Regions from separate parts of the Homo sapiens genome. Here region 1 is linked to region 2. A link is an interaction called in ENCODE POLR2A ChIA-PET data of the cell type or tissue named here. Cell type or tissue: PC-9. All regions are shown on one strand.

What was found. ChIA-PET counts read pairs that join two places held together with the same protein. Peaks named below come from ENCODE experiments on the same cell type or tissue, not always from the same donor. Only the 100,000 strongest peaks of a DNase experiment are listed, where the experiment ranks them.
Region 1: POLR2A ChIA-PET joins it to region 2 with 6 read pairs; 3 of 35 experiments call an interaction of 5 or more read pairs at or near these places.

What each region holds. Positions count from the first base shown.
Region 1 is chr9:126,331,154-126,339,153 of GRCh38, reverse strand. All of the region lies in intron 1 of MVB12B (multivesicular body subunit 12B), which reads right to left. Among named protein-coding and RNA genes, the nearest start is that of MVB12B, 8.3 kb to the right of the region's middle. RefSeq lists enhancers at 2,585-3,084, 3,085-3,586 and a silencer at 3,890-4,184. In PC-9, no CTCF peak of the experiment used is centred here; a DNase peak (open chromatin) is centred at 4,013.
Region 2 is chr9:125,248,820-125,256,819 of GRCh38, reverse strand. It overlaps HSPA5-DT (HSPA5 divergent transcript), which reads right to left. Exons shown (of 3, transcript NR_186826.1): 2 at 2,149-2,242. Among named protein-coding and RNA genes, the nearest start is that of GAPVD1, 9.0 kb to the left of the region's middle. In PC-9, a CTCF peak has its summit at 631 (motif pointing left); no DNase peak of the experiment used is centred here.

The DNA.
Region 1 (8,000 bases), 1.1 Mb before region 2:
AGCTCCGGAAACAGACTTGTCAATGCAATGGAGCTGAGTCCTCGATCAAGGCTAGGAAGTGCCTGGCACAGCTGCAGTCTCCTCTTCTGTTTACAACAAAGCTTAACAAAGTTATGCTTTACCTAATTCTTCTGAAAATAAGCTTCTAAACGGCCAGGGCAGGGGGTACCACACTGCATCACTGCATCATTTTCTGTTTTCAAGTTTCATTTACCAGGCAGGTTTATCTGCATAAAACACAGGGCTTAGTGCTTCCTGCACACAGTAGGCACTAAGTAAATATTTGAGTGAATATTTACTTAGTGCATGTCCCCAGTAAAGGTTTAGAATTAAATATCTGCACCTGCAGATCCAGAGCAGGCATTGATCAAAAGGGCTCAGCACTTGAAAAATCCCGTAGTATTGGTAACATGAAAATAACATTGCTGCAGTTTGCAAAATATTGGTACCTGCTGTTGGTTACCAAGAATGCTTTGCAATTAACAACTCATTAACAGAATGTACGAATTCTGCCAGTGCTAAAATATCACGCTGTGAATTTAATAAAGAACATGTGAGGTAAGTTTTTTTTTTTTTTTAAGATAGTATGGCCTCTACTATCAGAGAGAGAGAAAAGAAAGTGACAAAGAAAAAGGAGGAGAGAGAGAAGTGGGGGTAAGCATGAATAAGCAGTATCTTATTTGCTGGTGGATTCATTGCCACATCCCCTGGTCACAGTATCCTCCCCGGTACGATGATGACAATGGCCCTCTGCCTGGAGTCCGCTCTCAACAGCAGGAGGGTCACCATGCCCTGGAAGAAGCCATGCTGCTCCCACAATGCCCTGTGGCGGCCCAGGAGAAGGTTCAAAGATGGCTGCGGGCGGCCCCCGGCTGAGGCAGACAAAGGAGCCGGGCCTGGCCTGCCAGAGGGCCCTGCAGAGCTGCGCGCAGAGCATCTCCAACGCCAGCCGTTCTCCCTCCTTCCCCCCAGCTGCTGTGCCCCGGACGGAGGCGGCCTTTGTGAAATATGGACAAATGGCTCCGGGCCGCGCGGGCTGCAGTCGACCCATCCAGGAAGCGCCATCACCAGCCAAGGCAGCTTTTAATGAGAAACGCCCAAGATATCCATGGCAGGGGCCATCACTCAAAGCCGCTTGCCCTGAATTACATATTTTCTGACTGCAAATTACTTTTAACTGCGTCTCTACCGGCACTTCAATTGACCTTCCTAACAAAAGGCCATTTATTAACTAGCGCTCCACATTTCCCAGGCCGCGCGGAGCCTCAAGCCAGGAAGGATGGCCCCGCGGCTAAGGACTCGAGGAGGCCATTCATGCGGGCCCTCTCACATCAAATCCGGAGGCCTACTGGCAACAACCCCAGGTTGTATCAACAGCTCCTCATCCAGCATCCATCTGTATCTCAAAGCCCAAACTGCCCGCAAAACACACTAACAGGTCTGTTGCATTTGGACAGCGCTTTGCAGCTCTCCAGAAGCTTTCTCAGGCTCCTTCCCAGTTGAGGCTCACATCAAACCTGGGAGGTGGCCGGGTCACCTTCCAGGAATGGGACGGCTGGTCTTCCTCCCTAGGTCTGGTCTGTTTTCTATTGTACTAGGCAGAGAGGCACCAATATCCCATCCAATTGAGAAAGCAGTTTCAACACTAATTATATTTTAAAATGCCAAAGCTTTTCTTTCTCTAGCCACAGCTCAATAAGTCAAGCAAGGGGGAAAAAGTACAGAAGGATAAAAGTAACACGGGATTAATTTTCCTCACACCTCAGTTTCAAGATTCAACATTCCCCTCATAAATAATTTACAACAATAAAAATGAGCTAAGGCCATGTTTGTGTAGGATGGAGGTAAATTTAGGCCTAATGAGGGAGATCCAAGCACCGCACAGGAGGGAATAGGTTGATCTATGGCACGGTGCGAGCAGGATCGACAGCTCAGAGGGGCTCCATTACCAACTGGAAGTTGCAGGGCCAATCAGGAGGAGGGGGAAGCAAAATGGGGAAACTTGTGCCATCCCAGCTGTGGCTGCGAGGAAGTTCTCTATAGGGAACCCCCAAAGCTGACCCAGTGTTTTGGATGACAAGACAAATGTTGAAATTTTTCAGAACTATAGGATTGGGCCAATCTAAGTCTATTCTCAATACATGCTGGGTAAGGAATAAAGGTGGTAGGATGCCAGGGACTCAGACTGGACCTTGAGCAGGTCCTCTTACTTTCACCTCGCAGGTCATCAGGTCCAGATGGTTCCATTCTGACCTCTCCCCTAAGCGGGCATACAGCCTCTGTGAGATAATTTCCAAGGCTGGGGGCTGCAGAGCCTCAGTTCAGGCAGTGTTGTCTGCCCCGAGAGGCTCCCTCGGCAAGGCAGGATAGTAGTGTGTGTGTGTGTGTGTGTGTGTGTGCGTGCACACACAAACATGTATGTGCGCCCACAAGTGTACGGAATGGGAAAGCTGGGGAGGGTTAAGGTGAAGTGTTTTCCAAGCTAGAAGGATTTTTTCCACCATGCCATGCTCAAAGAGCACCATGCAAACCACACAACAAAGCCAGGAGCAAGCCTGCTTCCAGCTTCTGCCTGCAGTGCTGCAGATAGCGCTTGGGGAGGCCCCAGCTCCCGGTACTGCAGCACCTAGCCAAGGTTGTCATCCCGGGTTCACGGAGAAATGAACTTTAACTATAAAGACCCTTCATACAGACGGCACACTGCTCCCTTGTAGCTGATCAAAGAATTACTACAACAGTGTGTTTAATCCCTGAAAGTCAGCAGTGCTGGGCTTAACTGATGCTGAACATTGTTTCGGAATCAAAGGTGTGCCTCCCGGCCCCAGTCTGGGAGAAAACAGAGCTACTGTATCACAGTTGAAAACTCAGGGGAACTTTGATATCATCTCTGTTTAATTTCCATGGCCCTCCTGAGCCTGGGGTTTATCTCGTTTTATCAACTCCTGTACTGAAATCAAAACCCAACTAACAAAGCTCAGACCTCTCTCCACCAAGGCTCTTCCAGCAGCGGGGTGTGGGCCGAGGAGTTTAAAGTGCTTTCAGGGAGCAACAACTGCAGGGGGCAGGGGGCGCTGCCTTCAAAGCAGGTGCCCTGGGCAGTGGGCCCACGTTCCAGCCTCCCACCATCTCGGCCTCCTGCCATGGTGAGGCCAGCTCAGAAGCGGCGCCAGCCAGCGCTGCTGCTCAGGGCTGAAGGCATGACTGGCATACAACTTTTGAGGAGAGTAATTTCAAAGTATTAACGGGGGGCAGGCTAAATTGGGCTACTGTAATTGAAATGACAAAACCAGTGGCTTAATTACATCCCTACAGAAGGGCAAACTTGTGATCAGCTTGCTTGAAATCCAAAGTCAAGGGCACCAAAGACAAAAAACTGCCTGCTCACATATACCAGCTTACAGGGCTGAGGAAGGAAGAAGAATAAACATTTCATTCGCCGTAGGAAACGCCACAAGAGCAGGTAGCTGCTGGAAATGGGTTGTCCCCCAGTAAAAGCTGCTGCTCCGGCCTTCATAGAAAGGGTCTTTGCCTGTTTCCCATTGGCAGCGATGGTCTGTAGGAATACATGCCCACCTCTGGTGCCCCGGGATTACTGACACCTTTCTGCTGGCAAATCGCAAGCAAGGGACAGAAGGACAGGCAAGGGACTGCCTGTCCCCAAGGAGGGAACCTGTGGCCAGGCCTCACCAATGCACACCACACACACAAACCCAGCCACCTCCTTACAGAAAGTTGCAGAGACCTACCTCCTCAGAAGGCTGAGAGCTGAGGCCAGTGTCCATGCTGTGCCCAGTTAAATGGGCAGCTGGCTTTGGGGCCACCCGTGGGGGACAGTGCACAGACTGAGAGGCTGTCACTGTGGAGCCTCAGGATAGCATCCTGACACCTTCTGAACTTTGGACAGATTACCTGGTGACCAGCCAGAGTCAAATCACTCTGACAAATGCTGCTGGACATAGTCAGGTGGCAACAAGTCACTAGCTGCTAGGAGGGCTGCTAAGTTGTTGGGCAACTAAGGCAAATATTTTTCTAAGCTCTCCTAGATCGCAAAGAATTTTCCAGCTCGGGAACTAACAATTGTGAGCACTTCCTTTCCCCCCCAACAGAAGAATCCAGTGTATGCACGTGTGTATTCAATCTGCCTTATGCTTAAATTTCTATTAACCATTTGATTACCAAACAGATTTTGCATAAACCCCATGAGGCAGGACTAGGGTTCAGATTGCTGCAGCCCTTATGGTGCAATGGTAGGTTCCAGGATTCACTTTCCAAAAATAAATTCAGGATCAAGTTCTACAGCACAGCCCTGGCCAAAGCCCTGCCCCATACAGGCCTGACTCTGCACAAACCAGGGAACATTACTCGAGGGTAGGGCATTCTCCAGTACACTGTGGGTACCACCTGCTTGCCCATGATTACTGCAAATGAGGGTAGTCCATGTCCACTCCCATCAGGTTTTGCTGGGTGGTGCCATATTGTCCCCTGTAGAGAAGGAGAAAAAAAGGACCCCAACAGAAGGCAGATGCCTACAAATGAAACCATCCTGGAGGCCCCAAAAGCAATGGTTCCTGAGTGTTTGGTGACAGGAGTCACAGCTTGCCCTGATGGGCACGGTGCTCATACAGTAAAGATACTAATATAATTTCAGTGCCAGGCAAATGGGGGCCCCTGCCAGAATCATCAGAACACCTGTCTTCAGGCCAGCCAGGCCACCACACCCCTCTCTGACTTTCACATGGGTCTTGAGAATTTTTTTTCATATATTTGGTCATCTAATCATTCTACCCATATGCTAATGACTTCCAAAATACCTCAAACCCAGGCTTTTCTCCTGAGACTCAGAGGTATCTGTCTCGCGTCTTTGCCCACATGGCTCAGGAATACCTCAAATTCAGCTGACCTTGCCATCTTCCCCCTGAAGCATCCTCCTACATTCCCGGTCTCTAAGAGGGCCTGGCGCGTGAACAGTGAGTCCACAGATGACTACGGAGCCACTTGGGCTAAGCACTGAGGCTACAGTAATGAGACGGAAAGTCCACATTCTGGAGTGGGAGTTATCCAACTTTAGCATGTGCAAAAATCACCAGAAGAGGTCGTTAAAACGGACATTCCTGAACCCCACCCCCTGAGATACTGATGCAGTAGGCCTGAGCTGGTCTAAGAACATGCATTTGTAACAGCTCCCAGCTGACACTAAAACAGCTGGTCTACAGTCCAAAATTTAAGTACAAGAGAGCAGGTATTCATCAGGTATTTGATGAACGAATGGATGGATGGATGGATGGATGGATGGATGGATGGATGGATGGAATGAACCTAAAGGTAATCTTCCATGGAGAAAAGCCTCAGAATCAGCCCTCCAGTCTCCCCCTCCTTCCTCTTGACAGTTCACCCAAGGGCACCAGGTTCCTCCCCTGCAGATACCCACCCCACCATTTAAAACCAGGGTCACACACGGGCATGGTGGCTCACGCCTGTAATCCCAGCACTCTGAGGCCAAGGTGGGCAGATCACTTGAGGTCAGGAGTTTGAGACCAGCCTGGCCAACATGGCAAAACCGCATCTCTACTAAAAATACAAAAATTAGCTGGGTGTGGTGGTGGTGCCTGTAATCCCAGCTACTCGAGAGGGTGAGGCACAAGAATCGCTTAAACCCAGGAGGTGGAGGTTGCAGTGAGCTGAGATGGTGCCACTGCACTCCAGGCTGGGTGACAGAGCCAGACCTCATCTCAAAAAAATAAATAAGTAAATAAATAAAACCAGGGTCATGGCCAGGCGCAGTGGCTCACGCCTGTAATCCCAGCACCTTGGGAGTCCGAGGCGGACAGATCACAAGGTCAGGAGTTCGAGACCAGCCTGGCCCATATGGTGAAATCCTGTCTTTACTAAAAATACAAAAATTAGCCAGGCATGGTGGCACGCACCTGTAGTCCCACCTACTCGGGAGGCTGAGGCAGAAGAATCACTTGAACCTGGGTGGCGGAGGTTGCAGTGAGCCAAGATTGCACCACTGCACTCTAGCCTGGGTGACAGAGTGAGAGTCTGTCTCAAAAAAAAACAAAACAAAACACCAGGGTCACATCTTCCATTCCCCTCAAACTTTCTCCAATTTCCCAGTCAGACAGGTGCCACCACTCAGAATCCTGACATCATGCAAGCACGTAGTCTTAGCACACGTATGTGCACACATGCACTCGTGCACACATACACATACACACACAGCCTTTCCTCTCAGAAGGCTAGAACATGCTTTCCCTAGCAGACCGTAAGTTACTCAAAGGTGTGTTATGTCCACCACAATGCCCAGCTTATGGTGGGTGCTCAATAAATGGATTATGAATGAATGGGGGAAGGATAAACAAACAAAATTCCTATCCTCTCAAAATTGCCAAGTTTCACTGGATTAAGGAGGGCACATAAAGGGGAGAGGGCACATAAAGGGGTGGGGCCACATAAAGGGGCAGGGGCACATAAAGGGGCGGGGGAACAGCAGAGCTGTCAGACCCCTTCCAGTGAAAGCCCGGGGTCTGGGGTCACTGATTCCTCCATACAGGACACACACCATGACCCCAGGGGTGAGCCACTTACAGAGGACGGGGGAAGGGACTGCAGCACTTCCAGGGAGTTCCAGATTTAGATCTAACTCAGTGCAGCCAGGCTGGATGTGGGCCTGTCAGGGGCCAGTGGGTGCCCAGGCTGGCTGCAGGAAGAATGCCCCGGAGAGCTTGTAGAAGCACAGCTTTCCCATTCCCTATCCTCAGGTTCTCATTTAATTGGTTCAGGCTGGGACTGAGACTGGAGAGTGCACAGCCAAGGAGAAGCTCCACAGTGCTGGGTGATAGAGCAATGAATAAGACATGGAACTCACAGGCTGTGGGAAATATCCCAAGAGAAAGGGACTGCAAAGGAGGGGACTCTTCCTTCTGCCTGGTGACGCAGGGAAAGGTGAGCAAAGAACTGGCCTCCCTGAAAGACGGGGGTGTGTGAAGTGGTGAAAGTCTTGCAAGCAGATGACACAGCCTCAACAAAGGCACCGTGGTGTGAACACACAGGGACTGCTCGGGGAACTGCAAGGAGCAGATGGGCTCTGAAACAAGCTTATAAAATGCTTAAGAAAACAAATAAACAAAACACAATCAAACTGAACTAAAAAACCTGTCTGCACTTCTCTGCTGTTTCTGAGATCTAAGCAATGATGTTGAGCTACAGGAAGGGGCACCCCAGTGGTCTAATGGAAGAGATTCCCAGGCCTTCCGTTCATACTTCCCCACCTGCAACTGAACATTTCTCCAACCAACGCCCCTTCCTTCAGACCCCCATGGGGCCTCCTTATGCTATTAGCTCTAAGGGGGGAAAGTCAGGCAGAGCAGAGGAATGGGATGGGTGCCCCCTTTGGAGTCCAAGGGACCCGAGCTTGAATTCCAGCTCTGACACTTACTGTACAACCTTAGGCAAGTTAAACTAAACTGGGCCTGAGTTTCCATCCCTATAAAACCGGAATAGCAAATAATATTGTTTCTACAGGGTTATAATGTGTAGAAAGCATCAAGAATTTGCAGCAAAAGGCAATCAACAGAGTAAAAAGGCAACCTATGGAATGGGAGGAAATATTTGCAAATCATGTATCTGATGAGGAGTTAATATGTGGATCTATAAAAAACTCCTACAAATCAACAACAAAAAAACAAATTCCTTAATTTAAAAATGGGCAAAGGACTTGAATAACAAGTCTTTCCAAAGACAATATACGAATAGCCAACCAGCACCCAAAAAGATGCTCAACATCACTTGCCACTAGGGAAATGCAAATCCAAATGACATCTCACCTTATACTCATTACGATGGCTACTACCAAAAACAAACAAACATACAAACAAAATAACTGTTCGCAAGCATGTGAAGAGATTGGAAACTCTGGCACACTGCTGGTGGGAATGTAAAATGGCACAGCCACTATGTTATGGAAAACAGTGTGGTGGTTCCGCAGAAAATTATAAATA
Region 2 (8,000 bases):
CAGGCTAAAGCTCAGTGACACCATCACTGCTTACTGCAGCCTCAACCTCCCTGGCTCAAGCCATCCTCCCACTTCAGCCTCCAGAGTACCTGGAACTTCACACATGCGAAGTCCCTTCACTGTGCCTGGCTAATTTTTTTATTTTTTATACAGACAAGATCTCACTGTGTTGCCCAGGCTGGTCTCAAACTCCTGGACTCAAGTAATCTTCCTGCCTCGTCCTCCTAAAGTGCTGGGATTACAGGCAGGAACCACCACACCCAGCTTTTTTTTTTTTTTTTTAATTCTGAGACAGGGTCTCTCTCTGTCACCCAGGCTAGAGTGCAGTGATGTAATCACAGCCCACTGCAACCTCTACTTTCTGGGCAGGGCTCAAGCAATCCTCCTGCCTCAGCCTCCTGAGTACCTGGGATCATATGCACGCACCACCATGCCTGGCTAACTTTTTTATTTTTTGTAGAGATGAGGTTTTGCTGTGTTTCCCAGGTTAGAGCTCTAGGAATCCTGCAAGCAAAAAAATCCAGTAAGACCCAGGTGGTAGAAAGTATTCCTTAAAAAAATACTTTTCACTTTGGAGCAATTAATTTGTTCCCGTCATAGCCACAGTCCATGTTCTGGGTCATTGGTGGTCCTACACTGGCCCCCACTGGCAGGCTCAGAAATAATAATACTGAGATCCATGAAGCTGATGGAGCTTATGATTTAGGGCCCCTCACTTGCCTGGAGACTCTTCAAAGATCCTAGCAATGTATTCACAGTCATATGGCTTTGCAACATTTAGCAAGGAGTTAAAATTATCAGCTGGCCGAGTGCACTGGTTCTCACCTGTAATCCCAGCTATTCAAGATGCTGACTCAGGAGAATTGCTTGAGCCCAGGAGCTTGAAGCTACAGTGAGCTATGATTTTACCACTGCACTCCATCCTGGGCAAAAGAGCAAGACTTAGTCTCTAAAAAAATTTCTAAATAAAAAAATTTTAAAAAAAACCTGAGAAAACTGAAAATGAGGAAAGTGGCTCCTATAGAACAGGCTTATGAATCCTGCAACTCAAAGACTTCAGCCAAATGAAGTCTACTGTAATCCTTATTTTTCTACAAGTACCAGGGACATCCAAACTGATAGGAGCTGTAATTCTTTGTTGTTTTTTAGAGAGAGGGTCTCACTGTGTCACCCAGGCTGGAGTGCAGTGGCACAATCATAGCTAACTGCAACCTCAAACTCCTGGGCTCCAGTGATCTTCCTGCCTCATGCTCCCAAGTAGCTGGAACTAGAGGCACTCTCCATACACGTGGCTAATTTTTTAACTTTTTGTAGAGACAGGGTGTTGCTATGTTGCCCAGGCTGGTCTTGAACTCCTGGGCTCCAGCAATACTGATGGCTCACACTCCACACTGCTGGGATTACAGGTATGAACCACCATGTCTGGCCCAGGAGCTGTAATGTTAATGCAACATAAAAGTGGTATATTACAGCCGGGCGCGGCGGCTCACACCTGTAATCCCAGCACTTTGGGAGGCCGAGGCGGGCGGATCACGAGGTCAGGAGATCAAGACCATCCTGGCTAACACGGTGAAACCCCGTCTCTACTAAAAATACAAAAAATCAGCTGGGCGCGGTGGCGGGCGCCTGTAGTCCCAGCTACTCGGGAGGCTGAGGCGAGAGAATGGCGTGAACCCGGGAGGCGGAGTTTGCAATGAGCCGAGATCGCGCCACTGAACTCCAGCCTGGTCGATAGAGCAAGACTCCGTCTCAAAAAAAAAAAAAAAAGTGGTATATTACTTGTATTTGAATTTAACCCATCGTTCATTATAACATATGAAATATCTTACCTTGGCCGGGTACAGTGGCTCACGCCTGTAATCCCAGCAATTTGGGAGGCCAAGGCAGACAGATCACTTGAGGTCAGGAGTTCAAGAACAGCCTGGCCAACATGGTGAAACTCTGTCTCTACTAAAAATACAAAAATTAGCCGGGCATGGTGGTGGGCACCTGTAATCCCAGCTACTCAGGAGGCTGAGGCAGGAGAATCGCTTGAACCTGGGAGACGGAGATTTCAGTGAGCTGAGATGGTGCCACTGCACTCCAGCCTGGGTGAAAGAGAGAGACTCTGTCTCAAAAAAAAAAAGGAAAGGAAAAAAAAAGTCTTACCTTAATGCAATTATATATCTTTCACTGACAATCTTTTTGTTCTCTTGCATTACTTTTACTTTTCTTTTTAAAGATCTTCAAGCTTGATAAGGTCCTAATAGATAAACAGATGTTTAAATAAAAAGAAGATGTAGATGAAAAAACTAACAATTTACTTTTTTTTTTTAAGGCTATTCAAGTGAAGCAGTGGAGTGGACATAATTTACTTTTTGAAAAACATAAAAATCAGCAATTTTTTCCTCCATCCCCTCCTATCCAAAAATCAGCAATTTTAATGGTTCCTGAATATTTTATCATACTGATGTACTGATGTATCCTTCTTTTTTATTTTTTTATTTATTTATTTTTGGTTTAGACAGAGTATCTCTCTGTTGCCCAGGCTGGAGTGCAATGGAGTGATCTTGGCTCACTGCAACCTCTGCCTCCCAGGTTAAAGTGATTCTCCTGCCTCAGCCCCCCGAGTACCTGGGATTTCAGGCACGCACCACCATGCCTGGCCAATTTTTGTAGTTTTAGTAGAGACAGGGTTTCACCATATTGGCCACACTGGTATTGAACTCCTGACCTCAAGTGATCTGCCTGCCTCGGCCTCCCAAATTGCCAGCATTACAGGCATGAGCCACTGCGCCCAGCCATACTGAAGTATCCTAATTTTTCACTTCAAAATGGAAATTTTTTATTTCTGATGACAAAACTCCATCTCTACTAAAAATACAAAAAAATCAGCCGGATGTGGTGGTGCATGCCTGTAATTCCAGCTACTTGGGAGGCTGAGGCAGGAGAATCGCTTGAACCCAGGAGGCTGAGGTTGTGGTGAGCTGAGATCATGCCATTGCACTCCAGCCTGGGCAACAAGAGTGAAACTCCGTCTCAAAAAAAGAAAAAAAAGGAAAAAATAATAAAGCAGATTACTCAAAAGTATGATAGTACTATACCATTTATTATTTATTTATTTTTTTTTGAGACAGGGTTTTCGTCTTCCACCCAGGCTGAAGTGCAGTGGTGTGATTGTAGCTCATTGCAGCCTCAAACTGCTGAGCTCAACTGATACTCCCGCCTCAGTCTACTAGCTGGGACTACTGGTGTGCACCACTGTGCTTGGTTAATTCTATTATTATTATTATTTTATTTTTATATTTTTGTAGAGATGGCGTCTCGCTATTTGCCCAGGCTGCTCTCAAACTCCTGGCCCCAAGTGATCCTCACACCTTGGCATCATAAAGCACTGGGAACACACCTTGCCCAGCCTACAATATTTTTTTCTTTTTTTTGAGACGGAGTCTCGTTCTGTTGCCCAGGCTGGAGTGCAGTGACAAGATCTTGGCTCACGGCAAGATCTTGGCTCACTCCAACCTCCGCCTCCTGGGTTCAAGTGACTCTTCTGCCTCAGCCTCCTGAATAGCTGGGACTACAGGTGCCTGCCACCATGCCTGGCTAATACTTTGTATTTTTAGTAGAGATAGGGGTTTCACCGTGTTAGCCAGGGTGGTCTTGATCTCCTGACCTCGTGATCTGCCCGCCTCGGCCTCCCAAAGTGCTGGGATTACAGGCATGAGCCACTGCGCCAGGCCCTGCTTTTTTTTTTTTTCTAACTTAACAATATGTAACAGGTTTGGTTTGTGAACTTGATAGACTGATTCTAAAACTTACATGGAAATACAAAACGCCAAGAATAGTCAGAAACATTCCTGAAGAAGAAGAGCAATGTGGAAGCACTTGTTCTAAACGATATCAAGACATCATAAAGCACTCTGAGTATACAGATTTAAAAAATAAGTAAGTAAATAAATAAATACATCAGAAAGCTATAGTGAGACAAAGTTTGGCTGGGCATGGTCCTGATTACAAAGTCCTGTAATCCCAGCACTTTGGGAGGCCAATGTGGGCAGATCACATGAGGTCAGGAGTTCGAGACTAGCCTGACCAACATGGTGAAATCTCATCTCTAACAAAAATACAAAAAAATTAGCCGGGTGTAGTGGCACACACCTGTAGTCCCAGCTATTCGGGAGGCTGAGGCAGGAGAACCGCTTGAACCTGGGAGGCGGGGGTTGCAGTGAGCTGAGATTGCGCCATTGCACTCCAGCCTGGGTGACAGAGTGAGACTCTGTCTCAAAAAAAAGAATATCTTTTTTTTTCTTTTTTTGAGAAAAGAAAACTACTTGGGAAGCTGAGGCAGGAGATCACTTGAACCCAGGAGGAGAAGGCTGCAGTAAGCTGAGATTACACCACTGTGCTCTGATCCTGTCTCAAAAAAAAAAGGCCGGGCCCAGTGGCTCACACCTGTAATCCCAGCACTTTGGGAGGCCAAGGCGCGTGGATCGCGAGGTCAGGATATTGAGACCATCCTGGCCAACACGGTGAAACCCATCTCTACTAAAAATACAAAAATTAGCTGGGTGTGGTGGCACGTGCCTGTAGTCCCAGCTGGCTAAGGCACAAAAATTGTTTGAACCCAGGAGACAGAGGTTGCAGTGAGCCGAGGTCATGCTACTGCACTCCAGTCTGGTGACAGAGCAAGACTCCATCTCAAAAAAAAAAAAAAAAAAAAATTAAAACATCCAGCGTGGCCAGGCACGGTGGCTCATGCCTGTTATCCTAACACTTTGGGAGGCTGAGGTGGCTAGATCACTTGAGGTCAGGAGTTCAAAACCAACCTGGCCAACATGGTGAAACCAACCCCGTCTCTACTAAAAATACAAAAAAAAAATAAAATAAAATAACCGGGCGTGGTGGCGGGCGTCTGTAATACCAGCTACTCGGGAGGCTGAGGCAGGAGAATCACTTGAACCCAGGAGACAGAGATTGCATTGAGCTGAGGTCATACCACTGCACTCCAGCCTGGGCAATAGAGCGAGATTCCGTCTCAAAAATATATATAATAAAATAAAATTAAAAAATAAAACATCCGGCACATCATACATAAAGGGTAGCTACTCTTTACATATCAACAAAAGGCAGCTCCAGCTGGACGCAGTGGTGCACACCTGTAATCTCAGCCCTTTGAAAGGCCTACGCGGGTGGATTGCTTGAGGTCAGGAGTTCAAGACCAGCCTGGCCAACACAGTGAGACCCCCCCCCCCCCGCCACCGATCTCTACTAAAAATACAAAAATTAGTCGGGCTTGGTGGTGCATACCTGTAATCTCAGCTACATAGGAGGCCGAGGCAGGAGAATTGCTTGAACCCAGGAGGCAGAGGTTGCAGTGAGCCGAGATCACACCATTGCACTCCAGCCTGGGCAACAGAGCAAAACTCCATCTCAAAAAAAAAAAAAAAAGGCAGCTCCACAGGTACTGATTTGTGACAATCTCCAAGAAATGCAGTTAATTGAATAAAGACACAGAACCATATATGCACTATGCTTCAGTGCTCCATCACTGGTTTTAAAACATGGATATGGCCGGGCGCGTGGGCCCACCTGTAATCCCAGCACTTTGGGAGGCCGAGGCAGGTGGATCACCTGAGGTCAGAAGTTCAAGACCAGCCTGGCCAGCATGGTGAAACCCCATCTCTACTAAAAATACAAAATTAGCTGTGTGTAGTGGTGCATGCTTGTTATCCCAGCTACTTGGGAGGCTGAGGCAGGAGAATCACTCAAACTCAGGAGGTGGAGGTTGCAATGAGCCAAGATTGTGCTACTGCACTACAGCCTGGGAGACAAGTGTGAAACTCCATCACAAAAAAAAATTAATTAAAAAAAATTAAAACATGGGTATACTCAGACACACACACACACACGTGTGTGTGTGTGTGTGTGTGTGTGTGTAGATATACATATATAATTTTTTTTTTTTGAGACAGAGTCTTGCTCTGTTGCCCAGACTGGAGTGCAGTGGTGTGATCTTGACTCACTGCAACCTCTGACTCTGAGGTTCAAACAATTCTCCTGTCTCAGCCTCCTGAGTAGCTGGGATTACAGGCGCATGCAACCATGTCTGGCTAATTTTTGTATTTTTAGTAGAGACAGGGTTTCACCATCTTGGCCAGGCTGGTCTGGAACTCCTGACCTCGGGTGATCCGCCCACCTTGGCCTCCCAAAGTGCTGGGATTACAGGCATGAGCCATGGCGCCTGGCCTACATTTTTTGTATGAATAAAACATTTCTAGGCCGAGTAGGGTGGTTCACACCTGTAATCCCAGCACATTAGAAGGCTGAGGCAGGAGGATTGCTTGAGCCTGGGAGTTCGTGATTAGCCTGGGCAACATAGTAAAGCATTTCTACAAAAAATGAAAAAATTATGGCCAGGCACAGAGCCTCATGCCTATAATCCCAGCACTTTGGGAGGCCGAAGCATGCGAACTGCTTCAGCCTAGGAGTTCAAGACCAGCCTGGACAACACGGTGAAACCCTATCTCTACAAAAAATAAAAAAAATTAGCTGGGGGTGATGGCGCATGCCTGTAGTCCCAGCTACTTGGGAGGATCATTTGGGCCCAGGAGATTGAGGCTGCAGTAAGCCATGATCTGGCCACTGCACTCAAGCCTGAGCAACAGAGTGAGATGTTGTCTCTAAATAAATAAAATTTAAAAATTATCTGGCCATGGTAGTGCACACCTGTGGTCCCAGCTACTCAGGAGGCTGAGGCAGGAGGATCACTTGAGCCTAAGAGGTCAAGGCTTCAGTGAGCCGTGATCATTCCAGTGCACTCCATCTCAAAAAATAAAATAGATAGGCCAGGTGTGGTGGCTCATGCCTGTAATCCCAGCACTTCGGGAGGCCAAGGTGGGCAGATCACAAGGTCAAAAGTTCGAGACCAGCCTGGCCAATATGGTGAAACCCCTTCTCTACTAAAAATACAAAAATTAGCTGGGCATGGTGGTGGGCGCCTGTAGTCCCAGCTACTCAGGAGGCTGAGGCAGGAGAATCGCTTGAACCCGGGAGGCAGAGGTTGTGGTGAGCCGAGATAGAGCCACTGCACTCCAGCCTGGGCAACAAAAGTGAAACTCTGTCTCAAAAAATAAAAATAAATAAATAAATAAAATAAATAAAACAGGAAAACACACACACACACACGTATTGTGTGTGAATAAAACATTTCTAAGCTGGCCACAGCAGCTTATGCCTATAATCCCAGCACTTTGGGAGGGTGAAGCAGGGGGACTGTTTAAGGCCAGGAGTTCAAGACCAGCTTGGGCAACATAGCTATACCCTGTCACTACAAAAAATAAATTGCCGGGCATGGTGGCTCACGCCTGTAATCCCAGCACTTTGGGAGGCTGAGGTGGGTGGTTCACAAGGTCAGGAGTTCGAGATCAGCCTGGACAAGATGGTGAAACCCCATCTCTACTAAAAATACAAAAATTAGCCGGATGCGATGGCAGGCACCTGTAATCCCAGCTACAGGTTGGGATCCGGCTGAGGTAGGAGAATCGCTTGAACCCGGGAGACGGAGGTTGCAGTGAGCCAAGATTGTGCCATTGCACTCTAGCCTAGGCGACAGAGCAAGACTCCATCTCAAAAAAAAAAAAAAAATATTAGTGCTGTGTGGTGGCAGACACCTGTAGGCCCAGCTACCCAGAAGGCTGAGACAGAGGATTGCTTGAGTCTGGGAGATGGGGGCTGCAGTGAACTGTGATTGAGCCACTGCTTTCCAGCCTGGGCAACAGAGTGAGATCTGTCTCGAAAAAAATAATCAATTAAAAAGTAAAACATTTCTAGAAGGCTCCACAAGAAAGTGGTTACAGTGGTTCCCTCTATCAGTGTAGGGGAACAGGGCTGAGGACTGAGTGGCAGGGAGACTTATTGGACCCTTTGAATTTTATGCCTTGTATATACATTTACTATTTTAAAAATTTTAAATTTAAGGCCAGGTGCAATGGCTCATGCTTGCAATCCCAGCACTTTGGGAG